Regions from separate parts of the Homo sapiens genome. Here region 2 is linked to region 1. Evidence: chromatin loops called from intact Hi-C (ENCODE). Cell type or tissue: PC-9. All regions are shown on one strand. Links, peaks and the distances in the headings refer to the core of each region. The heading gives the core; the rest is flanking DNA. Region 1 overlaps KIAA1217. Region 2 has its middle 210 kb from the start of KIAA1217.

The links. A loop is a pair of places that touch in the nucleus more often than their neighbours do. Peaks named below come from ENCODE experiments on the same cell type or tissue, not always from the same donor. Only the 100,000 strongest peaks of a DNase experiment are listed, where the experiment ranks them.
Region 2: a loop joins it to region 1, with 12 times the contacts of the local background. A loop is called at or near these places in 8 of 110 quality-filtered maps.

What each region holds. Positions count from the first base shown.
Region 1 is chr10:24,375,352-24,391,725 of GRCh38, reverse strand. It overlaps KIAA1217, which reads right to left. Exons shown (of 21, transcript NM_019590.5): 3 at 10,659-10,857. Among named protein-coding and RNA genes, the nearest start is that of MIR603, 110 kb to the right of the region's middle. RefSeq lists enhancers at 7,992-8,151, 8,302-8,381, 7,479-8,678 and a silencer at 10,587-10,783. In PC-9, for the core only: CTCF peaks have their summits at 7,728 and 7,945; a DNase peak (open chromatin) is centred at 7,865; H3K27ac peaks cover 450 bases.
Region 2 is chr10:23,986,081-24,002,454 of GRCh38, reverse strand. It overlaps a transcript of KIAA1217 not described here. Among named protein-coding and RNA genes, the nearest start is that of KIAA1217, 210 kb to the left of the region's middle. In PC-9, for the core only: CTCF peaks have their summits at 7,579 and 7,779 (motif pointing left); no DNase peak of the experiment used is centred there.

The DNA.
Region 1 (16,374 bases), core at 4,886-12,885:
TAACTTTATAAAAAGGTGACTTATACTCCAGGTTTAACAACAGCCTGGCTGCAAAGGAAGAAAGAGAAACAGGAGAACCTAGGCCAAGTGTGGTGGCTCACACCTGTAATCCCATCACTTTGGGAGGCTGAGGTGGGTGGATCACCTGAGGTCAGGAGTTCGAGACCAGCTTGGCCAACATAGTGAAACCTTGTCTTTATTAAAAATACAAAAATTAACCAGGTGTGTTGGCCGTTGCCTGTAATCCCAGCTACTTAGGAGGCTGAAGCACAAGAATTGCTGAACCCCAGAGGTGGAGGTTGCAGTGAGTTGAGATCACACCACTGCACTCCAGCCTGGGTGACAAGAGCAAAACTCCGTCTCACAAAAAAAAAAAAAAAAAAAAAAAAAAAGAAAGAAAGAAAGAAACAGGAGAACCTAAATCTTCTCTAAGACCTCTCTCACTGCTAAGACTGTTTCCTCCTCATAGTCCCTGATCACTGAAAGTCCCTCTAAAATAATGGTGCCTGAGGGTTGACACCTTTGTCATTCATCACATCTTCTCCTCACTTCAGGCCATGCTTTTTTACCTATGTCCCATCTGCAAAGTAATCCTAGAAGATATATTTTTTTTGGTAAAAGGCATAGAATCTCTCAGGTCCATATTAACTAAACAATTGCTTCAAAGTTTGAGAAATCTCTTCTAGAGTTTCAACCCAGGAATTTTAATCACAAGAGATTCCTAAGGATATCTGACCAACTTTGTTTTTTAAAGTAAGCACAAATGCATCATGAATCCACATGATCTTTTACAAGAACATTCTTTCTTATGGGTGAATTGGGAGCCAAGTGAGGAAACCTGGACAACGCTGCCTTTTTTCAGCAAGCCTCATATATGAAAATCCTAGTTGATAAAGGACAAACTGGGGGGATGCTTGTATCACAAAACATGCTTCACTATACTGAAGAAATTTTTGACATATTCCTTACAATGGTTAATTCTTAGCCTGAAATGTTTTACTTAAAGATTGACTCGGTTTTTAAAAAACTACCTCTCAGGACATTCATTACATCAAGTGCGAGAAAACTAAGAGAATGTTTTGGCAAATTAAAGTATTTAAAGACTCCTGCTGAGTATAAAGGACATTTATTCATTTCCTTCCTTCCCTCCCTCCCTCTCTCTTTCTCCCTTTCTTTTGAAATTTCCTCATAATTTTCCTTCCTTCCTTCCTTCCTTCCTTCCTTCCTTCCTTCCTTCCTTCCTTCCTTCCCTCCCTCCCTCCCTCCTTTTTTCCCCCATACTACTGGCCTATTTAATTTTTATTGTGTGTATCGGTTTTATTTTATTGTATTTTTTACCAGTTTAGCATCAGCTCATTTTTCAAATGAGATCTTACATGAAATTGCAGTATTTATAATATAGAACTTCCATGTTCTCTAGAACATAGTTTGAAAACCACACTTACAGCTCCCTGCCAAGCCTCCAGAAGTCATCAACCTATACCCTCCAGCACTTGTCCTATTTCCTGAAACACACAGAACAGGCAGCACTACAATATCTACAAATATAATAAGTTAGGCCCCTGTGCAGTCAGAGATCAGTTGTAGAGAACTGAACTGGTTCAGCCAGTTAAAAAAAATGGATTTATTAAATGGCTTGCAGAATCACTGGGCTGAATCTTCACAGTAAAACTGGGTGACTATAGACCTGGTTTGGTAAAGAGGAAGCTTCCTTAAACTCTGGTCAGGTGTGATTCCAAAGCCATGCTGCCTTGATTGGAAGCTGCCAGCACAGATGCAGAGTTGGGCCTCACCTTCACTTCAGTACTAGAGATGGATGCCTGCCCCAGCAGTCTCAACCCGATCAAGCTGGTGGCCGTGCCCTGGGAGCTTGGCAAATAATGCTGAAAAAAAACAAAACAAAACAAAACAAAAAACCCAAGTCTCCACAACTGCCTTGCTTCTCACCTTCCAGAACCCAGCACATTGGATATTCCAGAAAGAATCTGCTTTCCAGCCTCAGTGGTAGCAGCAGGTGCACTAGGAAGAGACTGGTATGGGTGATTCCAGCCAGACACCCTAACCACCCACTCCCAGCTACTTAGGCCAGGGCGCTGGTTCTGATGCTAGAGAGAATGCTCTGACATTTTGTTGTTGTGGTTGTTGTTGTATTTTCTTTCTTTCTTTTTTTTTTTTATTATACTTTAAGTTCTAGGGTACATGTACACAACGTGCAGGTTTGTTACATATGTATACATGTGCCATGTTGGTGTGCTACACCCATTAACTCATCATTTACATTAGGTATATCTCCTAATGCTATCCCTCCCCCATTCCCCCACCCCACCACAGGCCCCAGTGTGTGATATTCCCCACCCTGTGTCCAAGTGTTCTCATTGTTCAATTCCCACCTATGAGTGAGAACATGTGGTGTTTGGTTTTCTGTCCTTGCGATAGTTTGCTGAGAATGATGGTTTCCAGCTTCATCCATGTCCCTACAAAGGACATGAACTCATCCTTTTTTATGGCTACATAGTATTACATGGTGTATATGTGCCACATTTTCTTAATCCAGTCTATCATTGATGGACGTTTGGGCTGGTTCCAAGTCTTTGCTATTGTGAATAGTGCTGCAATAAACGTACGTGTGTGTGTTTATAGCAGCATGATTTATAATCCTTTGGATATATGCCCAGTAATGGGATGGTTGGGTCAAATGCTATTTCTAGTTCTAGATCCTTGAGGAATCACCACACTGTCTTCCACAATGGTTGAACTAGTTTACAGTCCCACCAACAGTGTAAAAGTGTTCCTATTTCTCCACATCCTCTCCAGCACATGTCGTTTCCTGACTTTTTAATGATCGCCATTCTAACTGGTGTGAGATGGTATCTCATTGTGGATTGATTTGCATTTCTCTGATGACCAGTGATGATGAGCATTTTTTCATGTGTCTGTTGGATGCATAAATGTCTTCTTTTGAGAAGTGTCTGTTCATATCCTTCGCCCGCTTGTTGAAGAGTTTGATTTTTTCTTGTAAATTTGTTTAAGTTCTTTGTAGATTCTGGATATTAGCCCTTTGTCAGGTGGGTAGATTGTAAAAATTTTCTCCCATTCTGTAGGTTGCCTGTTCACTCTGATGGTAGTTTCTTTTGCTGTACAGAAGCTCTTTAGTTTAATTAGATCCCATTTGTCAATTTTGGCTTTTGTTGCCATTGCTTTTGGTGTTTTAGTCATGAAGTCTTTGCCCATGCCTCTGTCCTGAATGGTATTGCCTAGGTTTTCTTCTAGGGTTTTTGCGGTTTTAGGTCTAACATTTAAGCCTTTAATTCATCTTGAATTAATTTTTGTATAAGCTGTAAGGAAGGGATCCAGTTTCAGCTTTCCACATATGGCTAGCCAGTTTTCCCGGCACCATTTATTAAATAAATAGGGAATCCTTTCCCCATTGCTTGTTTTTGTCAGGTTTGTCAAAGATCAGACAGTTGTAGATGTGTGGTATTATTTCTGAGGGCTCTGTTCTGTTCCATTGGTCTGTATCTCTGTTTTGGTACCAGTACCATGCTGTTTTGGTTACTGTAGCCTTGTAGTATAGTTTGAAGTCAGGTAGTGTGATGCCTCCAGCTTTGTTCTTTTGGCTTAGGATTGTCTTGGCTATACAGCCTCTTTTTTGGTTCCATATGAACTTTAAAGTAGTCTTTTCCAATTCTGTGAAGAAAGTCATTGGTAGCTTGATGGGGATGGCATTGAATCTATAAATTACCTTGGGCAGTATGGCCATTTTCACAATATTGACTCTTCCTATCCATGAGCATGGAATGTTCTTCCATTTGTTTGTGTCCTCTTTTATTTCGTTGAGAAGTGGTTTGTAGTTCTCCTTGAAGAGGTCCTTCACATCCCTTGTAAGTTGGATTCCTAGGTATTTTATTCTCTTTGAAGCAATTGTGAATGGGAGTTCACTCATGATTTGGCTCTCTGTTTGTCTGTTATTGGTGTATAGGAATGCTTGTGATTTTTGCACATTGATTTTGTATCCTGAGACTTTGCTGAAGTTGCTTATCAGCTTAAGGAGATTTTGGGCTGAGACAACGGGGGTTTTTAAATATACAGTCATGTCACCTGCAAACAGGGAGAATTTGACTTCCTCTTTTCCTAATTGAATACCCTTTATTTCTTTCTCTTGCCTGATTGCCCTGGCCAGAACTTCCAACACTATGTTGAATAGGAGTAGTGAGAAAGGGCATCCCTGTCTTCTACCAGTTTTCAAAGGGAATGCTTCCAGTTTTTGCCCATTCAGTATGATATTGGCTGTGGGTTTGTCATAAGTAGCTCTTATTATTTTGAGATATGTCCCATCAATACCTAGTTTATTGAAAGTTTTTAGCATGAAGGCTGTTTAATCTTGTCGAAGGCCTTTTCTGCATCTATTGAGATAATCATGTGGTTTTTGTCTTTGGTTCTGTTTATATGATGGATTATGTTTATTGATTTGCGTAAGTTGAACCAGCCTTGCATCCCAGGGATGAAGCCAACTTGATTTTGGTGGATAAGCCTTTTGATGTGCTGCTGGATTCAGTTTGCCAGAATTTTACTGAGAATTTTTGCATCAATGTTCATCAGGGATATTGGTCTAAAATTCTCTTTTTTTGTTGTGTGTCTGCCTGCTCTGACATTTTCTATGCTAGCAGCCTAAGAGCCTGACCATGAACTTATTGACCTGCTATGAAACTCCCTTCTGCGAATTTTTGTTTTTACAGTATTACTTTTCAATAACTACAAGGTCTTAGAAAAAACAAATTTCATAAATGTTTCACTTACTCTACAGAGCAATACTTCTTTTCATTTGTTTAAAATTCTTTTATCTTTTGGGCCAGGTGCAGTGGCCCATGCCTGTAATCCCAGCATTTTAAGAGGCCAATGTGGGAGGATCACTTGAGGCCAGGTGTTTGAGACCAGCAGAAAACACAGCAAGACCCCATTTCTAAAAAAAAATAAAAACAGAAAAATTAGCTGGGCATGGTGGTGTGCACTTGTAGTCCCAGCTACTCAGGAGGATGAGGTGGGAGGATTGCTTGAGTCAGGGACTTCAAGGCTGCAGTGAGCTATGTTTGTGCCACTGTACTCCAGCCTGGGCAACAGAGAAAGACCCTGTCTCTAAATAAATAAATAAATAAATAAATAAAATAGATTTATTTTTGAATATTCAAGAAATAACTGTTCACATTCAGACAGTCTCACATTAGTCTTACAGTTGTTGCCCCCTCTTTGTTTTCATCTTTAGAGACAGACAATTCATCAATTCCTTTGCCCTGATTTCCTACTCAGCCTTGCATGTACACAGGATGGAAGATTCTGGCAATTATGAGCCTTCTTTTCCTTAAATTCCCATAGGGAATGATAAGCATCAAAGTTAATCATGTTGGAATAAAAGAACAGCCACACAGATATTCAATAATTCGTCCCCCTGAGGAACTTCTCCCTCTAACCAGTCTAAAATCCTCCTATGCCACTTAAGATCATTTTTGCTTTTTCAGTCTGAGTGTTTCAGAGGCAGTTTGTTGCAGAAATGGGAACTCCTCTGGCTGCCGGGCTGGTCAGTGAGGTCTCTTTTCTAAAGCTATGCATTCAGAATATGGTCAACAAAGGAATCTGTCTGCATCAAGAAGTTGCTGCTGTTGTTCCTGTTTTCACATGAGTCTTATTTTCAAATTCCTGAGGGCTCACAGAAGAGTGGGAACATCTTGTGGCTACCCTTTCCCCGAAGGCCGACTACGCAGTGGCCAGACACCAACCCCCGCCCATGGTCACATTCCAGACAGGCATTTCTAAGACAGCACCATGATTAAAAGGAAACTACTCCATCATTAAGACTCCAGACCTAATATCAGCCCGACCATTTTTCATGGAAATTATTTCTGCAACCAAATTCTATTGGAAGGCGGTTTTCACTTTACTTTTTAGTCTTCCTTTCTCCTGGTCTTCTCTATTTTCACTGAAGAGAGAGTAAAGGAGAAGTGGCATAAATTCCACTGAAAAGAATTTCAGCTGGGCTCTGGATGAGAGGAAAGGGCAGGGAACCCATCACTCTGTGGAAGTACAGATTTAGACACGATAGGTTGTTGGAACCTGGCGTTGGGATAAGTCAGTGCTGCTGAACCCATCAATTTCTTTCTTTACCTTTCTTCTTTGTAAATTTCTAGGCTCTAAGCCTCAGAAAGGACTTGTGTGTTGCTGTCACTTGGCTCTGTCTGAATGTCAAAATGCTTCTCCCAAATGAGAAGTAGACACCTTGCATCCCAGGACAGCACCCGAGGGAGACCATTACACAGACACCAGTGATGTCTAAGACGGGTCCAAAACACAGCTACTGTTCCCCACACTTTCTCTTGCATGTCTTTTAACACCATTTGCGAAATGCACCATGCTCAGCCTTCCTGCATTTCTCCCAGCCCCCAAATACACTGAAGCAATAGAAATGAGGACTTATTCAAGTGGAGAAACTAAGAGGCAGGCAGGTTTATCTCCAGGCACAGGCAGACTGAAGTGAGGGAAGGCTTCCTCTCCTCTCAGGAGCCGGAGTGGTGTGAGGATTCCATCTTGTCCTGGCTCCACCCTCAAGTTGCCTAGCCCTCCCCTTTCTGTGCTGCCTGAGCTGGGGAAGGACTCCAGTGACAAACTGTGGCACCACGTGCCAGTGTACAGGCCGGGAACTGGGCTTTCCTCACTCTCCTTACTCCAGGCCCCGTGGCTGGGGGCTGGCAGTAACAGTGTCTGATGCTCCTGGGGTTACATGAGGGGCCAGCACTGGGGTGAGGTCAACAAGACGCATACCTCCAGTGCAAAATTTAAGGGTCTCCCAAAAGCTCAGTGATCATGATAAATAATGTCTTTGTGCAATACTTTTAAAAAGCAGGTGGGTGTGGTGGCTCACGCCAGTAATCCCAGCACTTTAGGAGGCCAAGGCAGGCGGATCACGAGGTCAGGAGATCGAGACCATCCTGGCTAACATGGTGAAACCTGGTCTCTACTAAAAATACTAAAAAATTAGCCAGGCATGGTGGCAGGCACCTGCGTCCCAGCTACTCAGGAGGCTGAGGCAGGAGAATGGCGTGAACCCGGGAGACAGAGATTGCGGTGAGCCGAGATCGTTCCACTGCACTCCAGCCTGGGCGACACTGAGCCAGCTGGGTTGATGTTGCCCTTGACAGCCTCTTTGTCCAAATCCATGGAATGTACAACAGCAAGAGTGAACCCCAGTGTAAACTATGGACTCTGGGTGATATCAATGTGTCGGTCTCATTTCATTGATCGTAACAAACGTACCACTCTAGTAGGGTATGCTGATCATGGGGGAGGCTGTTCATGCGTGGAGGCCAAGGGTGTATGGGAACTGTCTGTACTTTCTGCTCGATCTTGTTACAAACCTAAAAAATTGCTCCTAAAAAATAAAATGATAAAAAAAATTCATGATAAACCATCAAAATTTTAAATAAAGGCAAGATCAACAGGGCTTCATGAGAGAACTTAAAACTCTATGGATTGAGATAAAGTGACAACATACAGATGCCAAAAGACACCCAGGGCTTCCAGATGGCATCAACAGCGGGTTTCCAGGGGGGTTACAGCTCAAAGTATCCAGTCGGCATATCTGAGGCCCCATGGAGTTGCAGCTGTGCTTCTGGGCCACCCAGGTGCTGGTAGACACCCTGCTCATGGCCGGGGCTCTCTGGGGAGCACTGTTTATCCCAGGAACCCGTGCGTCTGTGTGTTAAATAAGGCCAGGCAGGCGGGGAGTTTCCCAAAGACTAAGCTGAGCAAGGCCCCTGGGAGGGAGACTGCATTTGCACTTGCTGTGAGTCACATTTTCCTTTTTATTTCCCGTCCAGGCTCAACTGGATTACGCCATAAGGGCCAGGTGCGGCTGGGGGGACATTCCCCAATCGGCCACAAAGAGGCGGTCAAGGGCAACATCAACCCAGCTGGCCCAGTGCCAGCCTCATTTTCTGGAACCAGAGCTTCCCTTGGCTTTGGCAAGAAACTTCTCATTTCTCTCCTCTCCTCTTACTGTGTTCCTTTGTTTCTATCCAGGAGTAGTGAAAAATGGCAGGCCAAAAAGCCCCTCACAGGGAGGGCAGAATAAACAGGTCAGATGCATTTTTCAGCCTGCTGTGACAGCACACCGGCACTCTACAGCAAAGGATGCTGAGTAAAATGGAGCAATTTGCAGAAGCGTGGCCACCCCGTGCGAAAACACCCGCCACCCTCAGCCATTCCTTGGGCAAGCCGGCCCCAGCTCCTGCAGCCTCTCTGCCCCAAGGCTTGGTTCCTGAACCCAGCAAGTCTCAACCTGCACTGCCAACCGTTCTTGGCTGCAGAGGAAATTCCTTCCTTTAAGACAAAAGATCCATTATCCGACAGAGTCAAAGTTCCCCCAGGTATGGGGGAAGGCGGACAGGCATTTATTCTTATCTTCGTTTTGGTTTGCAGAGCTGAGGTTATCTTTACAGAGACCTGAGCTCATTTCCTCCAAGCACAAAGGAGAAATCCCATTCCTTGCCTGGCTCCTAAGTGTGAGTGGAGTTAAGAAAGCACAAGTTTCAGGCCAGACATGCTGGCTCATGCCTATAATCCCAGCATTTTGTGAGGTTAAGGTGGGAGGATTACTTGAGTCCAGGAATTCCAGACCAGCCTGGGCAACATAGTGAGACCCCATCTCTACAAAAAATAAAAAATTAGCCAGGCGCCTGGGTGCGTGCCTGTAGTCCCATCTACTCTGAAGGCTGAGATGGGAGGATCCCTTGAACGTGGGAAGTCGAGGCTGTAGTGAATCATGATCATGCCATTGCACTCCAGCCTGGGTGACAGAGCAAAACTCTGTCTCAAGAAAAAAAAAAAAAAAAAAGAAAAGAAAAACCACAAATTTCTTGAATCCACACAGAAAGCCCCAGCCTGGTGACGGTGTGGAAGCCTGTGTCATCTTGACACTGTCTTGGCCCATGATGCTCCTTGGGTGTGTCCCTCCCCTGTGTGTCCTTGTCCCTTCATTTGTAAGATCATGTTAATGGGAACTGGAGCCCTGGACTTCCCACTGCTGCCACTTAATTAAGTGTGTGAGCTCAAACAAGCAAACACACACATAAACAAAAAGCACATTTTCTGTGGTCTTCTCTCATTTATACAATGAGGATCCTAGATTACTAACCTAAGATCAAATTTTAATTTGATCTTAATTTGATCAAAATTTAATTTGACACAAAATTTAATGTTAAATATTAATATTGATAATACAAATAATAACAAAGTTGTAGGGTTTTTTTTTAGGACAGCTAGGACAATGTCTGAATTCAGTCTGCTTGGGTCATTATCTGCAGCAAAGGAACTAAAATCAGGGTACCTTCTCTCACATCAATCTTTTTCTTTCTTCTCCCAGCAAGGCATTTGCTCAGTTTTACATGGCAGAGTTCAGCTGTCTTTTGCACGTGCTAGACTCTGAAGGCTTTTGCATGTTGACTCTTTTCCTGTCCCCTCTTATCCCCAAGCCCATCTGTTTGCAAACACAAGTACCCAAATCAGAACCTTAACATGGCAATGAAGCATAAGAAACATCTGCCCCCTTGACAGAGAGGTCTAAATCCTCACGACTTGTCCATTTTGTTAAAGCGCCAAAAAAAGCAATTAAAAAAGCAAAGCAAGATAGAAAGTAAACTTCCAATACAAAAAAAAAAAAAAGGAAATGATACGTGGTAAAATCATAAAAAGAATCCTTCTGCCTTTCAGAAAAGCTGTGCCCTACACACACCAAGCCCCTCTATCCTTTCACGTGGTAGTGGGAACAGCCTCGTGTTTATGGTTCTTATGAACAGTCATGCAGATGTTAGCCACATTGTCCCTTTTTGTCATCTCCTCCACTGGACTACCAGACAGGTGCAGCAGGGCTGGTGGAAACCCACACCACTGGGTACAAATGCCAACTGTCCTGGCCTCTGGGACTGGAGAGGAGGGTTGCAAGGTGAGAAGAGGATCATTCTACGGTCAGTTCCTCACAATTTCCTATAGAGCACTGGTCCCTAATTTTTTTTGGCACCAGGGACTGGTTTCATGAAAGACAGTTTTTCCATGGATGGCAGATGGTTTCGGAATGAAACTGCTCCATCTCGGATCATCAGGCATTAGTTAGATTCTCATAAGGAGCATGCAACCTAGATCCCTCACTCATGCAGTTCATAATAGGGTTCAGCTCCTATGAGAAGCGGATGCCACAGCTGATCTGACAGGAGGCGGAGCTCAGGCGGTAATGCTTGCTCATCCTCTGCTCACCTCTTGCTGTGTGGTCTGTTTCCTAACAGGCCACAGACTGGTACTGGTCCATGGCCTGGGGACTGGGGACTCCTGCTGTATAGTAGCAGGAACATAGGTAAAATACTACTAGCCTCTTGGCTTGAATTGCTAATCCCAACCACTTCTGAAAGTGCCCAGCCTCAAAATCAGCTTGCACTTGACCTGATTACCCAGCAGGCAAATCCTCAATGCTTGATATTAAACCAATGAAGTTTCCCAGTACTAGAGTATTTGCAAATCAAGATCAAATTAATGTTGAATGAAAGAGTATAGGTTCAGTAGTATAACAACAAACGCATTCAGTAAGAAAGGGGCATCAGAAACTGCCTTCTAAAGCTTACCCAGAGATCTTTCTTTCGTCTGGTTGGTTGACCTCACCACAGGAAGGCTCGCACGAGTCCGGCTGCCTCTGGAAAAAGGGGTTGGAGCATCCCCCTCAGACATGGCTTCCAAAGAATCAGCGGACGTCTCTGATAAATGCTCGACCGGGTCACCCAGACTGGGTGGTTGAGGACTGTGAGACAGTTTGGGGCTCCTTGTCTGCAAAAGGCATTTTAAAGAAAGTGGGAAAATAGACTATTATTAATCGTGTGGAAAATATGTCCAATGCCATTTCTATTAATCTGGAAAAATAATATGGCAAGGGGTAACAGTCCATCACAAGGGTTAGATAGGGAAAACTAAAGACCCAGTGGGTCAAAGTATCAGTTGTGAAAATTACCGGAAAATAACATTGCCCTTAAGTGTTCCATTGTATTTATTTATTTATTTATTTATTTATTTATTTATTTATTGCCAGAGTGCAGTGGTGTGAGATCGGCTCACTACAACCTCCACCTCCGGTTTTCAAGCAATTCTTGTGCCTCAGCCTCCTGAATAACTGGGACTACAGGTGTGCCCCAACATGCCTGGCTAGTTTTTGTGTTTTTTAGCAGAGATGGGGTTTCACCATGATGGCCAGGCTTTGAGTACTTTGAGTACTCTTGAACTCCTGACCTCAGGTGATCCGCCTGCCTCGGCCTCCCAAAGTGCTAGGATTATAGGCGTGACCCGCTGCACCTGGTCTCCATTAAGATTTTTATTGTTTGACTTATGTGGTGCATTTTGAACAGGGAGTTGAGGACAAGCCACATTATAAGAAAGTGACAGCAAAACAATTCCTTTTGCCCGACAAATTCTAACAGTGCTTTCACAACAGATGGGACTGTATACTCTTCTACGCACCCTAGATGGATGAGCTACTAATACCAGAGTAAATTGAACACAACTGGTCCTTCAGAGTCTCATACCAAGACTGTTTCCACAATCAGTAAACTCACATTGCAAGGGAGATTTTTATTTTATTTTATTTTTTCTGAGATGGCGTTTCATTCTTGTTGCTCAGACTGGAGTGCAGTGGTGCCATCTTGGCTCACTTCAACCTCTGCCTCCTGGGTTCAAGCAATTCTCCTGCCTCAACCTCCCAAGTAGCTGGGATTACAGGCATGTACCATCATGCCCAGCTAATTTTTGTATTTTTAGTAGAGATGGGGTTTTGCCACGTTGGCTAGGGTGGTCTCAAACTCCTGACTTCAGGTGATGCACCTGCCTCAGCCTCCCAAAGTGCTGGGATTCCAAGGTGCGAGCTACCATGCCCGGCCTTATTAATGATTTTTGAACAAGGTACCCTGACAATTCTTTAGCCAGTCCTGCCTTGAGTTTTGGGCTACAGATTTGTTTCAGGGATGCCCAAGGTGTGCCTGATACTCTAGCAGTACCCTTTGAGAATGGGATGAGCAGCTTCTTGCTAAAAGTACAAGACGACCCCTCTCAACAGAACCAATTGCATTATCCAGACAATCACACCTTCCTACATGCCTCTCAGGACCTTCCCATAGAGGAAAGCAGGGATAAGGTCAGTACCTTCCGCCCTGTGTTTCTTAAGGGATGTGGCTTCAAGGAGATGACTGGGTGTTCTACAGGAAACTCAGCAAAGATATGCCAATATCATGACCAGAAAGGACATGCATTAACAGTGAAATTGTCTCCTTTGGTTAATTTTTCTGTACAAGTCCCCAAAGTGGTGCATTCCTAGATTTATTTTTTACAAAGTCTGCTTCTGTTATGGGGATCTGGCTTTGACACACATTACAAGTATTTGACCAGGAAAATTATCCCTAAATCACTGCCCAGTTCACCAAGATTTAGACAAATTCACGTGGTCCTCAGTGAAGTAGCTTCCTCCTTACTGTGCTCAGCAGAATATCAAGGTATGATGTCCTCATTCCTGACATTTTTTTTTAAAGAAGGTAGATTCAGTTTAGCAAGATAGCCAAGAAATAATATTACTTTAAGCAACATGGCTACATTTATAACCTCTGCCTTTTGGTCATCTTTATAGCTCACGGCAGAAACCATACATTTGATGAGTTGTCATTTTCCATTGCAGAAGGTAATAATCCTTGAAGAAAATCAAAATCAAATCTCTGTTTCTTGTTCAGGGTCATCGTAGTGGTAGGTAAGTAGAAAAATCAGAGATGCAGGGCTATATATTTTTTCTCCCCTCACTTCCTAAACATAGCTATTTAGCTCCAAATGTAAACTCCTCTTTTTGTTGTTATTCACGTTCTCACTGAAAACGATCACTACATATTAGCAGTCTCCTCACACGCAGTACCCTCCCCTCTGATGCCAGCTTGCTGCTGAGACATCATTTAGTTCAGAGAAAAGACAATGGAAATTGCTGACACTTGTGCCAGATACCCTGTGATCTGATATGCTGGAAAAAAAAAAAGTCAAAATAGCATTTTGGAACAGTGCTAGGCACCATGGGTAAAAGTGGACCAGAGATAAAAGTTCTTGAGCTCGTCAAGCATGTAAGGTCTATATGGGGGCAAAAGATAATATATATGCAATAGATGGACAGGAAGAATGAAGAGGCACATCACCCTGGGTGCAGAAGGAGTCTGGGGCAGTAACTGCTGAGTTTAAAGGGGCATCAGGGGAGGAGGAAGAGTGTAGGTGAGGGAGGTGCGAGGGTTGCTCTGAACTGGGCAATAAAGTACAGGGCTACCCACTCCCAGCCTGGTCTTTCCTGATTGGACTGAACAGTAGTCACCTGATCTTAGCTGGATCAATCAAATTCTCGCCCCTGGAAATGTCTTTCCTGATTGGGTCAAGAAGTAGTTACCTGAACTTAGCTGGTCCAATTAAACTCTCAATTGTAAATTTAGATCTGGGACAGAGGATCTATTAGTCAATGTCTACAGAGAACTTGAAACAACTTAGTTTTCAACTTGAAGCTGTGGTTAACGTGGGCAGGAAAAGTGAAACAGAAAAAAGTGCAGAGAAAAAAAATAAAGCGAATCTGTATTAAAAAACAGAGATGTGAGACCCCCACGATCTTCAGAGAGCACAAAAGATAAGACAGCAGCCATCTGGGGTCTCCTGGGCTTCCCACTTTCTGTTTCCAGTACACTGTGGGGTCCTTCCAATGAATTCCTTCAATTAATTCAGTTTTTGTTCTTGCACTAGTTTGGGATAACGGTGCCTTACAAGCAAACCACCGCTGACCAACACCAATTCTAATGGTTCCTCCTGGCTAAGCTGCTAGGATGCTCACATATTCATATTAGTAAGAACCATGGAGAAAGCTAAACTCTCTGGAGCTTATTTCCATAATCATAGTTCCCATTATTTTATATTTCATAGATGAAAATTTCTAAAGAAATATTTCCCCCAAATTTATGAGGGGTTACAATACAAGGATGTTGATTTTATTTTGCAAAGTAAGAGGCATTAAAGAAATCTTACTCTCTGTGGTATCATTTTTTTACCATAAGAAAGGAAAGATACTTTAATACCAAAAAAGGGGGAAGCAAACACAATTTCAGGTTTGATCTAGTGAAAAATTCTTTATGTTGGAGTTAGTGTTCTCATTTTGCCTCCGGTGAAAACTTTTCTCAGTCATGCATGGCCTACAGCTTGGTGTTTGAAGCTGCTACCCTAAGCTGCTGAGTGGAGAGCTATGCCTAACTGAGGAGGAAGCAGGGGATGGTGGGAATATTCTCTGAGCCACGTGAGCAGGACTCAAGGGTCTGTAAGACTGGATTTTCCTCCTTGCTCCATGGAGATCCATGACACCAATCTCCCTCTGTTTCCATCACAACCTTGTAAAGACTTCCCCAAATCATTAGGCAACCCCAAACCCGCAAACCCAAATGGTAAGCCCTTTGGGGTCATGCATGAAGGGGGTGGTCTGTATAATCAGGCCACCTGAACCCCACTTGTCCTTTCTATTCTTCTCTTCTTCGAAGGGGTCTCTCTGTCACGAAGACATTCTGGTGTCATTGGCTCAATGCAGCTCTCTCCTCTTCTGCATCTGTGATTGACCCTATAGAAATATTCTCTTCCTAATGAAAGGATGAGGGAAGAAATAAAGGACCCAACATAACAGGTGCCTGCTGCTCTGTATCAAGTAACTGTCATGTGGTAACCTAATTTAACCTTCCCTGTAACCTCACACTACTGATTACCACTGAGAAAATAGAAAAAGCAGCTTGCCCTGAAACTCTACCAAATGAAAGGAGCAAAGATCACGTGTGGCGCACTCCAGAGTTGACACCAGTGGTAAGATTGGTTGGTTGGTCATTCATTCATTCATTCATTCAGTCAGACAGGGTCTCTATTGCCCAGGCTGGAGTGCAGTGGTAAGATTATGGCTCACTGCAGCCTCGATCTCCCAGGCTCAAGCGATCCTCCCACCTCAGCCTCCTGAGTAGCTGGGACTACAGGTGTGTACCATCATGCCCAGCTAATTGTTTTAATTTGTAGTAGACGAGGTCTCACTTTGTTGCCCAGGCTGGTCTCAAACTCCTAAGCTTAAGCGATCCTTTCATCTCAGTCTCCCAAAGTGCTAGGATTACAGGTGTGAGCCACTGCACCCTGCCTAAAATTTTTATTTAACCAGGAGTCTGGGAATGCTAGTTCTAGTTCAGCTTCTGCCAAAAACTGGTCCACATATAACCTCGTTGAGTCACAGGTATCTCATCTGTAAGGCCAGAGGTTGAGCTAGTTGGTGTCTCAGATCCCTTGCAGGACCAAAACTTTCTAACTCTAAGTACACATCATATAAGAAGAAAAGATCATGTCATCCAGAAAAACAGTTTACTGAGATTTCCTTCGAATTATTTATCCTATAGCACCTGCTCCATAGATATATGTAGCTAGGTAGTGCTAAGATCTGGCTTTCCGCATTTATGTCCTCAAGTGTATGCAACATAGTTGAACAGCATTAATTTTTAAAAGACGGTCATGATTTCATTTTAACATCATGAACAAATATTTGCTGAAATGTTCACCAAGTGCACTGTTCTGCGAGGGAGATCAGATTTATTCATATTCTTTGCAATGCTATTGGATTTGGAGATAACAACAAAGATAAAAGAAAGTTAGAGCTAGAGGTATTGATGATGTATTTTTCATTCCCGTTTTCAGACCCTTAAACCCTAAATTGAAATGCCGAGGTCCAGAAAATGAACCTGCAAATGTAGCTTTACGTAATATGTTAATTGCCAGGAACAGTGGGGTGTCTGGCTAGCCAAGGTATTCACTTTGCTTCAGATTACGTTCTATTGTGAAAAGAAAAATCAACATTGCCGTGATGAAGTTTTACTTCATCCTAATTAATGCCCAATTTGCCACAGGGCATTTGAAAATACAATGAAGTTTTCCACATGCAAATGTATTTGGAATGACTCATTCCTAGCACTCATTAAAGGACATGGTTAATTTAATCATGACATTCAGACACTTTAGCCCCATTTCTTTCACTTGTGAAACTTTCAACTCAAACCCAGTCAAAATTCTGATTTCAGTTGAAGAGAACATTCTAGTTGCTAGGTACTTTTATTAAAAATTCCAGGAACAAAATATTAAATTAACAAATAAATCATCCACAGAATTTAGGTTTTCTCTACCATTCCTGCTTCACGGTACTCCAAAGGAAAATTAATAAACTCTCACTTTGGAAGCTCTACGCTTCTAAATTTGCTTACAGAGTCCTTTTTACAAGCCACA
Region 2 (16,374 bases), core at 3,353-11,352, 390 kb after region 1:
TTGTAAAGAAGGAGAGAGGCAAGTTCTCTGGAATGTTCTAAAAGTGCCTCCGTGGTTAGAGGTGGGGGCAATCTGAGTAAAGTGTGTGACCTAAGACTTGGAGCTGACCCAGGCCCAGCCCTGGACAACCTATGCCTGAGCTCTGTGGAGAGAGGAGACTAAGAATGAATTGGAAAGAACCACAAGTGACTGTGGCCCTGACTAGAAGTTGCTAGTTACCAGCTGTAAGGAGAATTAGGCGGTAAGAGATTGAGGGCAATTGCCACAAATCTGCTCATCTCCCCTCCTTCCGTGGCTCTTCACCTTCCTGAGAATAATATCCACAGCCCTGAGAGCCCCGTGAGATTGTTTACCACAGTCGGCATCAGCTGCCTGCCTCTTGGTTTCTTTTCCCAGCCTCATCTACTATCACAGACCCCATAGGGATCCAATGCCCAACTCACGGCTGAACTACTGGCAGTTGCTTATTCAACTATGTTCTCTCATGACCCCAGCTTTGCTGTGTGTGACACCCTCTGTCTGGAATATCCAGTATCTGCCTGAAAAAAAAATCACCTACACAGCCTGCAAGATACCAGAGCAGCACTCTTTCTTCTGTGAAAACCATAGCAAACTCCTCCTTGTTTAAGTATGGCATGAAGTAGTGGCTAAGAGTGTGCCCTCCAGATGAGATGCTCAGGGTTTGAGTTTAGACATTCCCCTCGCTCAGGCAAACTTCTGTTTCTTACAATCAAGAACTTTCTCTGGTGCAAACACCGCCTTCATACTATTCTTTTGAATCTTCCTATTCAAATCACCACTTTCTATATCAGTTAACCTCTCAAAGACTGTTTCCTCATCTATAAAATGGAAATGATAATGATGGTAATAAAAATACACACATGCCATTTAGTTGTCTTAATAAAATAACTATCTGTGAACCATATAGTAACCTCCCTGGTATACAGTAAAGGCTCAATAAATGCTAAGAATATTTTCATGTATCTCTTATTATAGCATATCTTATGTCACTTAAATACTTGTTTACTTTCTATCTTATCCACTAGAATCTGAACTCTTTGGAGGAGGACCTGTGCCTTACTCATTTTGTGTTTCTCACACCAGAAATAATATTTGTCGCATAGTTCAGTTTGATCATTCATGTAATAAGAACTCACCGAATGGCTGCTCTGTGACAGACATTTGCATATGAAGCATGGCAGATGTATGAATGAATGGGGTCAGGAAAATAGTACATAAGTAACTCCAATTATTACATAAAGACAGTGATTATATTATGTAAGATGAGCCATATTAGTTAAATTATAAGTAGAGCAACATTTCAATTAAAATATACTCACATTGGCGATTAAAGCAGCTGTGTGTGTGTGTGTGTGTGTGTGTGTTTACTTTGCAGTCTGGCCCTATTCTGCAATATCTTTATTGTTAAGGTTTTAATTCAACAAAATCAAACCTCAATGTACTAAAGAACTCCAAGAGATTATCTGGTCTTCATTCAAAAGTTCAGGCCATCAGAGTCCACACATTTTCCCCCACATAACCAATTTCCAGAATGCTGTTTCTTTTTCCTGCCTCTCACTTGCCCTCAGTGCCCATTTGAACACACAGGAGGCCCACGGAGGGCGAGCAGTGCTCGACCTGGGGTGAAGCCCCAATTTGTAGACAAGGCACGGCATCCAACAGCCAGAGGAAGCTGTGTACTTGAATAAATCTGACAGTGTTTTCTCATGCTCATCAATCTTTCCAGCGTGTTTGGTACAGTTGAAAAGCCAGTTGGATTTCCATGACTGTTCAGATCACCACTTGTGCCCCAGGATACTGCATGGCACAGAAATGACATCAGACCTACAAGATACACATTGTGTTACTCAATGCCCGATGTTAATTGCATTAGTCTGTTCTCATACTGCTATAAGGACATACGAGAGACTGGGTAATTTATAAAGGAAAGAGGTTTAATTGACTCACGTTTCCGCAGGGCTGGAGAAGCCTCAGGAAACTTACAATTATGGCAGAAGGCGAAGCAAACCTGTCCTTCTTCACATGGTGGCAGCAAGGAGAAGTGCCGAGCAAAATGGGGAAAAACCCCTTATAAAAACATCAGATCTTGTGATAAATCACTCACTATTACTAGAACAGCATGAGGGTAACTGCCCCCCATGATTCAATTACCTCCCACTGCTTCCTCCTACGACACGTGGGGATTATGAGAACTATAATTCAAGATGAGATTTGGGTGGGGACACAACCAAACCATATCGCTAGTTATATAAAGGTATACTTTTACTGAGTTGGATTTTAAAAGTATACAATGCTAGAAATTATGATAATATATGAACCATGCTTCCAACACTTTTATGAGGTTTACTGTAATCATTTGCTTGTTTGTTAGATAGGGTCTTACTCTATCACCCAGGCTGGACTGCAGTGGTGCAATCACAGCTCACTGTAAGCTCAAACTCCTGGGCTCAAGTGATCCTCCCACTCAGCCTCCTGAGTAGCTGGGACTACAGACTTGTGCCAACATCCCCAGTTATTATTATTTTTTTTAATTTTTAGTAGAGACAGGGCCTTGCTATGTTGTCTAGTCTGGTCTCAAATTCCTGGGCTCAAGCGATCCTCTCGCCTTGGCCTCCCAAAATGCTGGAATCACTTGGGAGGGATCACTATAGTAATCTTAATAAATCAATAGAGGGCACATGATATTTTTATTAGTCAGAGTGTTCTAATACATTTCCCCTTCTATACTGAATATTGCGGGAGAGTCCACCATTCAAAACTCCTTCGCATTATTGGGAAATTCTCTGCCATGTCAGCGAATCTACCCCCTCATCCCTTAATCTAAGTGGAAAGGGTAAGACCCTTCTCAGACGTTTCCCTCCGCCTTCCCCATCTCTGCACCATCCCTGGCCACCAGTGTCCAGGTAGGTGATGTGGGCTCTACTCTAAACCCTGAGGGAAGGACTCAAGATGACGCGAAGGGTAGAAGTAGCAGTGGCAGCAGTGTGAGAGTGGCTTGTGGCAAGAGATGGCAGTGGTGGTTCCCTGGCCACATTGCTCCTGCTCCTTAATTGTCAGTGCCTACTTGGTGCTGCCAGGGTCCAACACTGCCTCCAGCTACTCAAGAGTCAGTGAGTTCTCTGTCTCCTATCCCAGGTCCTGATTCTTGCAATGAGGCACCCTCCCTGGGGCAAACACACAGGTTTCACCCTGTTCTTTTGAATCTTCCTAATTCAAATCAACCAACAGACTAAACAAAGCAACCAACAGCAACACCAAATATACATACAACCATGCAAACCGCTTTATTTGTATTCTGATTTTAAAAGGCAATGCAGTTGTTTTCTTATAAATTGTGTAACAGTGCCCAGAAGAAAAGCAGAAAAAAACTGTATATGGCTATTTTTAGTGATAGTTATTTTCAGAAATATTAATATAAAGCGATCCCAATGATAGAGATCTAGTCTGCATATTTGAATATATATCCAAATATACCATCTGTTGTGCTGTAACTTTTACAATGCCTTCTTTCTGTCTTGAAATATTTCTAAATAAAAACCATAGCCAAACATTAAATCTGGAGTGTACACTCAGCTTTGAATTGCTTTTAAATCAGTAACCATGCTCAATACGAACCATGCTTGTGTTTTTGCTCACAGAATCAAAGTATTTTCAATGCAATGCAAAGGCCCTCTGCTTATGAGAATTCTCTGTTGAGCCAGAGAATCAGTAAGACCTTTTGTAAGTGCCCAGTTTCCCCAACTAATTCTCCCCTGTTGTTCAGAATGAAATTCAGAATATAGTGTCATGGAAATTGAACTGGCCTTTTTAACTGTATCAAACATGGTAGAAAGATTGGTGAGCATGAGAAAACACCAAAAGATTTATCGAAGTACACAGTGTCCTCTGGCTGTTGGCCCCTGTGCCTTGTCTGCAGATTGGGGAATCACCCCAGGTCGGGCAATGCTTGCTCTCCATTGGCCTCCCATGTATTTGAATTAGCATTGAGAGCAAGAGAGAGGCAGGAACGAGAAACAGGGTCCTGGAAATTTGTTCTCTTGGGGCAAGTGCATGGCCACTGATGCCTGAAGATTTGGATGCAGACCAGACAACCTCTTGGGGTCCTTTTCTGCATTGAGGTTTGATTTTTATTGAGTTAAAATCTTAACAATAAAGATATTTTAGGATGGGGCCAGACTGCAAAGTACATAAAAGTCAGGAAGGAGAACACAAAGAAATAAAGGCACCAGGTAAAGGATATTTGTTTGAAGACTTTGCTAAGGTTAAGTCTTTTTTTTTCTTTTTCTTCTTTTTAAAAATATAAGTGAATTTACTAATGTTTGAAAGCAAAGGAGAAAGAGCCAAACGGAGGGTAAAATTGAAAATAGTTGAGAGGACATTCCTGGGGAGTTGGTATAAATGGGATTCAGAGAACAGGCAGTTAGATTAGTTTTGGGGGGAAAAAAAAAAAGAAAGCCCCCTTCTCCATACCTCCTGGCTTCAGGGAGCCATGAACAAAACCAGTCAATGTTCCCTGGAGAAATCACTCCAGGTATAGGCATGGCTGTGCCCTTCTTCCAACCTCCACCATTCCCTACACCTCCCATATAACTGAACTGGCACTGAGAGGGAGACACAAGTAAGAAAGGGAAACAGGGCCCCAGAGATAGGTTCTCTGAAAGAATATACAGGGCCCTGATGCCTGAAGCCTTTAATTCCCTCCATGGATAGAAGGCCACCAAAATGCTGCCAGACAGTGAAAGGCCCAGGTCTGTTACATCTCTCTATCTAGAATTAGATGTAAAGTATATGTTTGAATTCCAAGGAATAAAATGACTTCTCATGGTAGAGAAGGTTTCACATAGAAAATATTATCCTGAAACCTTCCAGCCTGAGCGTCTTCCTATAGCTACCTACCACAAATTATTTTTGTAATAAAAATAAGCTCCCAGAACAAACTAATTACATGGGAGAACAACTTACATTTCACTGCAGTTTCCACAATATATATTTTTCCCATCAAATGTGAGTTAGCCAAAGTAATTAGGAAAAATGATTAGCGAAGCTCTTTATTGAACATGGACCCAAGCAATTAAAAAATTAAAGCATTTCTTTTCATAGTGGCCTTAAACTCTATTTTCTTTTAAGAAGTCCTCAATTTTCCCTTCAATGATACTTTTTGGGGGGACATGTGATAATGTGGGAAAATGTAACCCTTCTCCTGAAAATAATACTAAGTTCTTTTATCCTTCTTTCACAGTAGAACTTCCTGCAAGTTGGTAGGAATCATGAAATGTGGCTGCTTCTTCCTTAAGAAACACTAAAAGCACAAACAGTTGAAATCCCAGTACAAAGCATTCATAGAAGAGACTTGGGAATCACCTTCGAAACAGGTTAGACCATGAAGCTGTGCTGTTTTTCAATTCTCAAGTCATCCTGGGCTTCTAAGAAGTAACAGTGAGTTTTGAAGGCATTTGTATCTCCTCTTTATGCCTTTACATTTTAAAATACTGGGATGCTCAGGAGTAAATAAGAATAAAAACCATGTGACTGAAATCCCATTTTCCCCTGTGAGCTAGTTAAGTATTGTTGGAGTTTCCGCAATACAAGGGTAAACTAGCATCTCTCTTCATTCTTTTGAACTGTGGGAATTCAGGCTTATAGAAAAATCTACTAAAAACAATAAAGATCAAAGTTAAAGTTCATTTTTAAAAAAGCCTTTTAAAATATATTAAAATTTTATAATTTTGTACATAAATTTAGACATGAATGGATTAGTATTAGTTCCAATTATTTCATGGTTGTTTTATGACTTAGGATCTTCATGGAAAATGCAGTTTTCAAGTACTTTGGTATGACAATTAGCAGTTTCAAGTGAAACAGTGGATTTTTTTTCTCAACATTCTTTCAGCGAACATTTACTGTAGGGCTACGGTGTACCAGGCACTGTGACAGGTGTTGGATACACAGTAAAAAAGAAAATAACAGTTTCTGCCGTTGTGTTTGCTGTCTAGGGAAGAAAAACTCACCACAAGGAATTACCGGCCCAGTGCTCCCCTTTCCACATGGAGAAATTGTCTCCTTCCTATATCATAAATCCATTTTGCGGTTATGGTCCCCAAATGCAATACCTTCCCTGTCAATCCGAGGCAAGAAGGCGCATAAGCACAACTACAATAACTTGATTTTCATGGTTCCTGCTTCCTGAAGAGCATAAAGGCAAGATGCTTTCTGAATATCTTTGAAATGACTGCATTTGGTTTGTTTAAGGGCAAAAATGGCTGAATAATGATCTTGGTGCTTCTAGGCATATGCAGAGGCTAGAAGTGGGCAAAAAAGGGAGGCAGGGGAGTTGCTTCTCTATGAAACCAGACACATACCTCTTTGCTATGGGCTAGCACCAACATTTCAACCCCAGTTTGAATTTGCAAAGCATATTTCCATCATCTGTGACATTCATCACGGTACCCCAGTGAGATGGACTGTTTCATGGCTTCCATTTTACTCAAGAGAAATAAGAAACAAGAGGCGAAGTGACTTTCCCAAAGTCAAGAATAGACTGGGGACCAGGATTCAGAGTTTGCAAATCACTGTCCTGTGCTGAGCATGTTCAGCCATACGCTTAACCTTGCCAAAAAAATAAGGGCTCCATTTTTACTGTTTAACTAATTAGAATCAAGACACATCAGGCAGGCAGGCAGCACCTGGTTCATAACACAGTGACATTATTTTATTGCTGTTTCAATCTAAAAACTTAATGTGCTTCCAAACTTCTCAATGCTTTTATGAGACAGTCCCTGGATTGCCGCTTCAACCTGTATCTATTCCCGGGTATCTTACATTTGCAAAATTGCACTGAGAAAATATTACTTAGGAAATAATGAAAACTCAAGTAGGAAGGAAAAATGCTCTCTTAATAATGAGGAAGCCATTTGCCCTAATTTCGTTATATATAGACACAACACACACACTCACACACACACACACACACACACACACACACAGGCCATAATTGGCTGTAATGGAATTGATAAAGTAGGAAATTTGCTTTGAGGGGTTTTTACCCCAAATCCTGCAATTATGAACATGTCAGGTTTCCTAAGCAGTGGTTTTTCCAGAAAGGATTCTATTGTGTTTCTTTTTCCCATTTACCAATTTGATTAGCTTTTTGCCTAAAAGCTAAGAGCAGCATTCTAATTACTCCAGAGCACAGGGGACTTGGTCTTCTGTTATTTTGTAGGATCTTCCAGGAGACCATGATCTCCCCGAGGAACAGAGCCACCCCTGTACTCCTAGTTCCCAGGGCAATGCTTGGCACACGGCAAGTGCTAAACAAAAATGAATCTGAGTGTGAATCTGTTCTCTGCTATTACCAATGCTGCTCTTGGGCTCTTTTAAATTTTAATAACATGGATTGGAGGCAACACTTTAAAAGACACGGAAAAGCAAGTTTTTTTAATTTTTATTTTACAGCTCAGGGTAAGGGTATTACATAATTGTAAATAATGCATTCATATTTCAGATCTTGAAACCAGTGAAAAACAGCCATTTCAGACAAGAAAATAAATGATGACATGCTCCCAGCAAAATTGAATCCTGTATTGGTTATGAAGAGAAAATCCAACCTACGCTTAACAATGCTTCCATATTCACTAAAAGTTTCTACAGTTTTAAAGTTTGAAATGTTGCCCAAGGGTTTTAATGAAGCTCCGGTTCAAGGACAGAAAAGTTGTATGGTTCGGATTTGACTTTGGTCAAGATGAAATGGTTTGTGCACACAGCTTCCTACTGCCCCCTGGTGGGATGATGCTGAACTATGCTCAGAAACCTTCCATCAACCTTAGGGTCAATCCCAGACATGATCTTGGCTTCCACAGCGACACCTTCAAAAAAGGCTGCTGAGTTTAAAGTTAAAACTCTCCTTGACTTTCTGTCCCATTTCTCCAAAGCTTGACCTGGGTAGTAGAAAGAAAGGGCAACTGCTTAAAAGGGCGATGTTAGGACTCCATCCGGAGAACCCAACGATCACGATAGTCCCATGGATAAGGTGGTGTTGGGCTGTGGGACTGTCCTGAGACCTAAAATCAGCACAAAGGAGATTTCCACTACATCAGATGTCCCTGGTCCTCAGCTACCTAATCCCCATCCCTCAAACTCCCACATATCCACACCCCAACCCAAGTGTAATATGCCAACTAAAAGACCATTGAGGTCATGTTCAGCTTCAATAGTCATCAACTTATGGTGTAGAAACCAAGAAAGGCTTGTCAATGGGAGGGTTTTTCTAAGCCAGGTCAGGAACACAGCACAGTCATGACCAGGTTAGACCAAAGACGACTCTAAATCATTCACATTCTCCTCTTTCCCTCTAGGGATCCCCAGATCTGCTCACAAGCTAGAGTAGTCGCTAAGCCTTGGTACTTGCTATCCCATCCACTGCATCAGGAGAAATGCGAAGGCCTGTAACCTCAGGACAGTTTCTCTGTTCTCTTGAATGTTTAGGAGCCTGAGCTGAGACTTAGGCACACCGGGAAGACTCATCCCAATTCACATCTCTTACAAAAGGTGGACTACAGACTGGGTGCGGTTGCTCATGCCTGTAATCCCAGCACTTTGGGAGGCTGAGGTGGGTGGATAACTTGAGGTCTGGAGTTCAAGACCAGCCTGGCCAAAATGGTGAAACCCCGTTTTCTGCTAAAAATCCAAATGTATTTTTGATGAAAACACAAAAATTAGCTGGGTGTGGTAGCATGCACTTGTAATTTCAGCTACTTGGGAGGCTAAGGTAGGAGAATCACTTGAACCCAGGAGGCGAAGGTTGCAGTGAGCTGAGATCATGCCACTGCACTCCAGTCTAGGCAACAGAATGAGACTCTGTCTCAAAAAAAAAAAAAAAAAAAAGCTGGGCTATGGAGAGCCAAACTCTTGGACTCTGGGAAATCTGAAAGAGTTGGATAATCTCCTGGATATCTTCCATGGAGCTTCTGAAGGTATTGACTATTCCTGATTAGGATGAGGGGACTAAGCAATAGCCTAGAACAAGAGAGGAGAGAAGACCATGAAAGTCCTCAAGACTTGCTGTTTAGTCAACTTACACCAGTGGGGATAAAAAGGAAGCTATCAGGCTGGGCGCAGTGGCTCACGCCTGTAGTCCTAGCACTTTGGGAGGGCGAGGCAGGTGGATCACTTGAGGTCAGGAGTTCAAGACCATCCTGGCCAACATGGTGAAACCCCATCTCTACTAAAAATACAAAAATTAGCCGGGTGTGGTGGCTGGTGCCTGTAATCCCAGCTACTTGGGAGGCTGAGGCAGGAGAATTGCTTGAATCCGGGAGGCAGAAGTTGCAGTGAGCCGAGATCTCACCACTGCATTCAAGCCTGGGCAACAGAGTAAGACTCCATCTCAAAAAAAAAAAAAAAAAAAAGGAAGCTATCAGAGTACCTTTGTTCATGGGGACAAGTGACTGCAAGTGGCTCTTAAATGACATATAAGCAAAGAAAAAGAAAGTAAAACTGGCGGTGGTATCACTTATTCCATTGTCCCGCAGTGTTGGTTCAGTTTATCTGGCTGGTTAAGGGTGGCCTTTCTTCCTCCTGCCACCCTCACACTCCATTTGTGTCCCTCCTAGAGTTGCAAGCTCAGTGAAGGAGGATAAATAGTGTGACTCTGTCACAACACAGAAACTCTCCTCGTGCATTTGTAGGGGCCAACAGGCATGCCACTTTGACAGTGTTAGGGGCCCTGTGTCAAATCAGGGCCTGACCTTGAAGCTTCCTTCTAGACCTTTGGCTGGGATGCGTTCCTTCTTATCCCATCACGAGGGCTTCCAAAAAAAAAAAAAAAAAAGAAATGATGGCCCTGTTCTGGCCTTTCTTGTTTGCCAAATAAACATATCTCATGCAGAACACTTCTTATCCTGGGGGGTCTTCAACCTCAAATCAGGACATGAGCATATTCTAAATGATTCCTTTCTGCTGCTTTGCCTTTGTCAGCCTCCATCCCTCTCCTGTTACTCTTGGGTCTCATTCTTGACTTTGAAAAGATGGCAATGGGGTAGGCAAGGATTGCATCTCCTTCTGGATCCATCACGTGAAACACTGATATCTTTGCTAGAAGTTCAAGCCTCACCATTTCTATTTCTATTTCTTGGCTGCTCTGTGAGCTGTATTAACTTTTTAGATTCTTCACTTAGTGAGTTTTTCCTTTTTGAATGGACTTCTGAATACATATTTGCCAAAGTAATTTCCACAATGAATTATCAATAAAAAGAAAACTTATAAATCTACATGGGTAGCAAAATCCAAAGCACTCTAGTTGTCTCAGTTTTGTGGTTTGGGGAGTATTCTTTTATGGTGTTACAGAGTCAGAAAAGTAATTTTACCAGAAGAGAGCCCATAAAATGATGCGTTTTGGGGGGCAACCAGGTAATCATGTCATAATATTAATGGATTGCAAGACAATTTATGTTCTCTACTCTCCACCATGAAAAGTTGACTTACTCATAGGCTTGTAATGAGCAGCCTTGCTATATTTAATGGGATAATGTACTCAGCCTAGTAGTCAAGTTCTCCTAAAACACACCCAACCAGCTACTTCCTATCATGAATCCCCCTGCCCCCAACAGATTATTTTCCTATCTGACACTGGGATATGGGGTGTTTATTACCAACTTAAAGTATGTGTGCATGTTATCGCCTTCCCTAGAATGCCATTCCCTGTCTGCTTCATGTAATTATATCGTACGTCATGGTTGTGATATACTGATATATCATATACGTGAAATGCGGATAGATACGTTCTAGATATATGAATATCTAGATATAGAATCTATGTAGATATCTGAACATATGAACATATATCTAGAACCTACCCCATTTTACAGTCCAGTTCAAATCCAGGGCGGTGTATAGAGATTACTCCCTTTTCTGAACCACAGCACTGAATATATTACACTTGCAGATACAGGATCTATGATCTCACTTCTTCATGCATCCATTTATTTCTTAATTAGAGAATAAGCTCCTTCAGGACCTTGGCTTGTACTTTCGTGTTCCCACTAACCACTTAACTCAGGGCTATGCATATCTGAGTGCTTAGCCAGTACATGATGGGCTACGTGAAAAAAGAACTGAGAAGTCAATGGAAACAGGATGGCAAGAAAATGGTGTCTCAGCACAAAACTGAACAATCGAGTGTACAATGCTAAAAGCTGTTCAAGTGGCTGCATGGGAGCAGGGCCTGAGCTGCATTTTGCTGTAGACCCACAGACTGGGTTTGCAAAGCATGGCTTTTAGCAGAGATTAGGAAAATACCCGACTAGTTTGATGACCCAATCAACATGGATGCAGAATTTGACAATCCTGGCTCTAAATGTCATTTAAGCAGAAAGGCACCATTTCACACTTGGCTTTGCATGTGTAGACAAAGTCACTTGTAACTCTTTATTTTCAAAGGGTAGGTTCCAAGTTCTATTGTCACTTTATCTCACTTGCCTGCAATTCCCTCGCTCATAAAATGAAGGATTTGGGATATTAGGTTGTTCTCCAACGTTCTTTCTACCTCTAAAATTCTATACTCTTATAACCCACTTTCTTAATCTATAGCCCTTTCCTCCCTCTCTGGCTGCCAACCCCTAAGACAGTAAGTCAAGTTATTTTTTAACTAGGACCCTTTGTAGAGATGTCATAGTGCAGCAATTTAAAAATATTAAAGCACAGTTCCTTACATTTTTATTTGCTCATGACTCTTTGCTCTTCCTATAGTAATTTAATGTTTTTGCAAAGCTAGTGGTACTTTAAACAGATATGCCTACTTTGAAAAAAATCAGAAAAAAACAAAGTGCATGCTTTCCTAAAATATATTTTAGAAAATCTTTTTCTCTCCCAGCACCCAAAGATATGACTAATCATTAGAAGAGTGGAGGAGCACCCACAGAAACTGAATTAGGAGAAGGGTGTGGATTCTTTTGATTGAGCATGAATAAAAATCCACCTCATTAAAAAAAGATTATTAACATCAATAATTTAATGGTGAAGGATACTATTTTGCTGAAAAGAGACAAAAATGATTTTTGAGGCCTTCATGAAAAGAAGTAGAAAAGGGAAAGATTTAAGCAGAACTGACAAATAGAAAGATGAAACTTGAAAGTCCAATCCCTTAACGTGTGTGCAGCTTTTTCTAGCCCTTGCTTGGTTGGGATATATGTTGCATGATTTACCTTTGAGGTTAGAAGAGAATACATTTAATCAAATAGTTCTCCTCCTCTCTCTGCCTTGCTTATAATCAATGAATTAATCCCAATGAAGATACTTTTGCAACACACCCAACTCCTTAGCATTCATAAGCTTCATCAAATATGATACCATAAAAAAGGGGACACAGGATCAACTCTCTCCCAAAGCTTGTAGCCATGTCCTTTAAGTGGGACATGTGAGAATAGTACTGTTCTTTGGTGTGTACTTTGTGCTAGATCTGACCAAGGCACTTGCCATTCATTTCTTGGTTTAATCCTTGCTAAAGTCTTAGCAGGTAAGAATGGTCACCTCTTTTTTTCTGACTAGAAAAGAGGCTCAAAAAGATGAAGCAATGTGCAGTCACTAGTGTGTGCAGTAGAATTAGCCTCCCATAAACCTAAACTCTTATCTTCTCAGGTCTGTAGAACTAAGGGGATGTAAACTACTCTGTTAAGTAACTTACAGTTATTTGAAGGTAGTTCTGACATCAAATGTCTTTCTATGATACCACATAGTCTTCCTAAATAAAAATCCCTAATTAAAAGTAATGGGGGTACAGGAACTGATACCCCAAAATATGGCACCTTGGAATATCGAGTATTTTAATCCGAAGGACTTAAGAAAACCACAGAAGCAAAAAGTCTCTCTGATCCTCCATCTTAAAGACTCTCATGTGACAGGTGACCTGCTCTATATTCAGAGGGAAGGAATGTTACAGAGAGGCCAAGGAGAATCTGAACACACAGGCCTTGCTAAGTTCCCCAAGTTTATCAACATTAGATCATACCCCTTTGTCCCTCATACTTCTCCATGACTATCCACTTCTTTATCAAAGCTAACATAAAAAAATACATAGTTTTACACATGTTGGGGTCTCCATTTCTTTATGAAGTATCCTGCGTCACATAAAACTTACATTAAATACATTTGTGTGCTTTTTTCTTTTATTCATCTGTCTTCTGTTATAGAAGCCTCCTCCATGTACCTAGGATGAGTGAGGAAAAGACATTTCTCCTCCTCCTCAATGGTAAATGTTGCTTATTTCTGCAAAGCTGAGGTACAATATGTTTTGTTGTTGCAATCTGAAGTTTCTGTTCCAACTGTTGGAAGTTATGCTTCATATAACTTAGATTATGCTGAGTTTTCCAGAAGAGTCAATGAAATAGAAAAATGTTCAGAAATTAAAATAAAAATTAATGAAAATTGTGCTTTTAATTAATCACATCAGCAAATCGGTGTTTTATATCAAGGTATTACGTAATGAGATTCTAAATCATGTTGCCAAGAATTTCTGTGTAAAACATTTCCATATGGTAAGAGTCTGTAAAATTTTATAGCACATTCACAAATCATTGTGACAAGGAACACTGGTGTTAATTTCTTAAAAGTCAATGTCATTTTCCCAATATCATTTTCTGATTTTATTTTATGGTGCCTTGAAACTTGAAAAACAAACTACATGTTTTCTTAGAAAATCAAAAACAGATACATAATTATTAATGTAAGTAAATAGGCTGACACTGTATAGTTCTCATATACTTAGGGTGTGTTTTAATACATCTTAAAACCTAACAATGAGGCCTATATTATGATGCTAATTTTATTTCTCTTGTACTTCACATGGTTTGTATGCATTTTGCATATTTATTTGTTTGTTTGGTCTTTCTCTGATGCTCCAACCACAAAGTAAGATGGTTCAGAAATATATAAACTCTCCAGTTATTCTAAGCAGAAAGAGATATAAATCATAGAATTCAATGATTAAAGAAATGTTGAAAGGGTGGGAGGAGAAAAAATGTAAATTTGCTACTAGCTTTAAGAGGGTCAGGAAATTTCAGAGACCCCAGGAAACTATTGGTTATAATTATAGTTTTATGAATCTCTGAAACCAGTCATTATAGGAACGCCTTAAAGTGCTAAAAAAATTCCACATCTGCTAAAGCCCAGACGCCTGCTCGCGGAGCAACAATCTGGCTTCTGCCTGTCTTCCAAACTTTGTGAGAATGCTTCTCATTGGCAGAAACTAATCTGGAGCCCTCCTGGCAGAGGATTCTAGAAAACGGAGTTCTCAGGCTTCTAGCCCCTGCGACAGATGGCAAGGGAGTGCTGGACAGCCTACAGATAATTTGTTGAAAGTTCTGAATGAGAAGGATCCACGCTGCTTTTTAAAAAAAAATAAAAATAAAAAAACACTTTTAAATATTCACAGTTTAAATTTCCATTATGGTAAATATTGATAGAGAGAACCCACATAAACAAAAGCTCTCCTTGGTATCCTCAAACATTTTAAGAGTGTAAAGTATCCTACGACTTAAAAGTTTGCAAACCACCTTTAAAATATTTTCAAGATAACAATGAGAGGTTTTGTGAACAGTTAAAAGTGTTTATTTACTAATTAATTCACTTAAAAAACAATAAGATGAGAGGAGCTGGGAAGATGTTGGTCAAAGGATACAGACTTGCAGCTAGATAGGAATACGTTCAAGAGATCTATTGCACAACGTAGTGACTGTAGTTATAAAAATATATTGAATTCTTAAAAATTGCTAAGAGAGTAGATTTTAAGGATTCTTACCACACACACACACGTACACATACACACACACACACACACACAAATAAGAATGTGAGGTAATGAATACATTAATTTGATTTAGCCATTTTGTGATGCATACTTTTTTCAAAACAAGTTGTACATGATAAATATGTATAAGTTTTGTCAATTAAAGTGAATAAATAATGAAATTATTACACATGAACATAAGTACCATATTTTTAAATAAAAATGATGGGTTTTTTTTTAAAAAAACAAAAGTAAGAAGGGTGGCTTTTTTTTTTTTTTTTGAGATGGAGTCTCGCTGTGTCGCCCAGGCTGGAGTGCGGTGTTGCAATCTCAGCTCACTGCAAGCTCCGCCTCCCGGGTTCACGCCATTCTCCTGCCTCAGCCTCCGGAGTAGCTGGGACTACAGGCGTCCACCACCACACCCGGCTAATTTTTTGTATTTTTAGTAGAGACAGGGTTTCACCATGTTAGCCCGGATGGTCTCGATCTCCTGACCTCGTGATACACCTGCCTCTGCCTCCCAAAATGCTGGGATTACAGGTGTGAGCCACCACGCCTGGCCCTTTTTTACGTTTTTGGAAACCTTTTTAACATCTGGCATAACAGATGATGGGTTCACTCTGTGATCATGAAAGAATGGGCAACGCAAAGAACTTTTAAGTATTCTTGTGGAAATAGCTTGGTCTGTGAAGGCCCCCTGACAATTTCTCAGGGCACTCAGGGTCCCAAGACTACACTTTGCTAACCGTTGTATTCATACATACCTAGCCACTAGCATTGACTCTGACGCATGACAGATTCACAGAAGATATTTGTTGAATGAATTAAGGAGTAAAAGGACATTACATTCTTGTATTGTACACTGCACAACGTGTGTAGGCAACAGTCTGTAGATATTTTCAAAGGAAGACTTTCTCTCACATTCATTCTCAGTCCTCATAATTTTGTTGCAGAAAGAAAGGGATTAGCACAGGAAGCCACATTTGCGACATGACATAGAGTTGGCCTTCTGTATTCACAGGTTCCACGTATGTGGACTCAACCAACTGTGGATCAAAAAAATTCATAAAAAAACAACAAAAAATAGCAGTACAGTCATAAAAATAATACAACTAAACCAATACAGTGTAATAACTATTTACATAGCATTTATATTGCATTAGATATTGTAAGTAATCTAGAGATAATTTAAAGTATACCAGATGACATGCATAGGTTATATGCAAATACTACACCATTTTATATCAGAGACTTGAGCATCTGTGGATTTTGGTATTCACTGGAGGATCCTGGAACAAATTCCCCACTGAAACTGAGGGACAACTGTAATTTGATTCAGGCCAGTCTAACACAAAATTGCAAATTGGATGAAGTTTGCGTTCAGTGTCTCCAATTCATGGTCATAGAGTCAGAGAATTCTTACTAGAAGGGACCTGAAAGGTCCCTGTCCCTCTAATATGCTCGAGGCACAGTTTTATGAATCCCTGCTTTTCAAACTGGACCACATGTACTCCTGAGGGACTCTTGGTAGAGTGTGGAATATTCAAAACCATGGAATGATCCTGGGATATCAACTT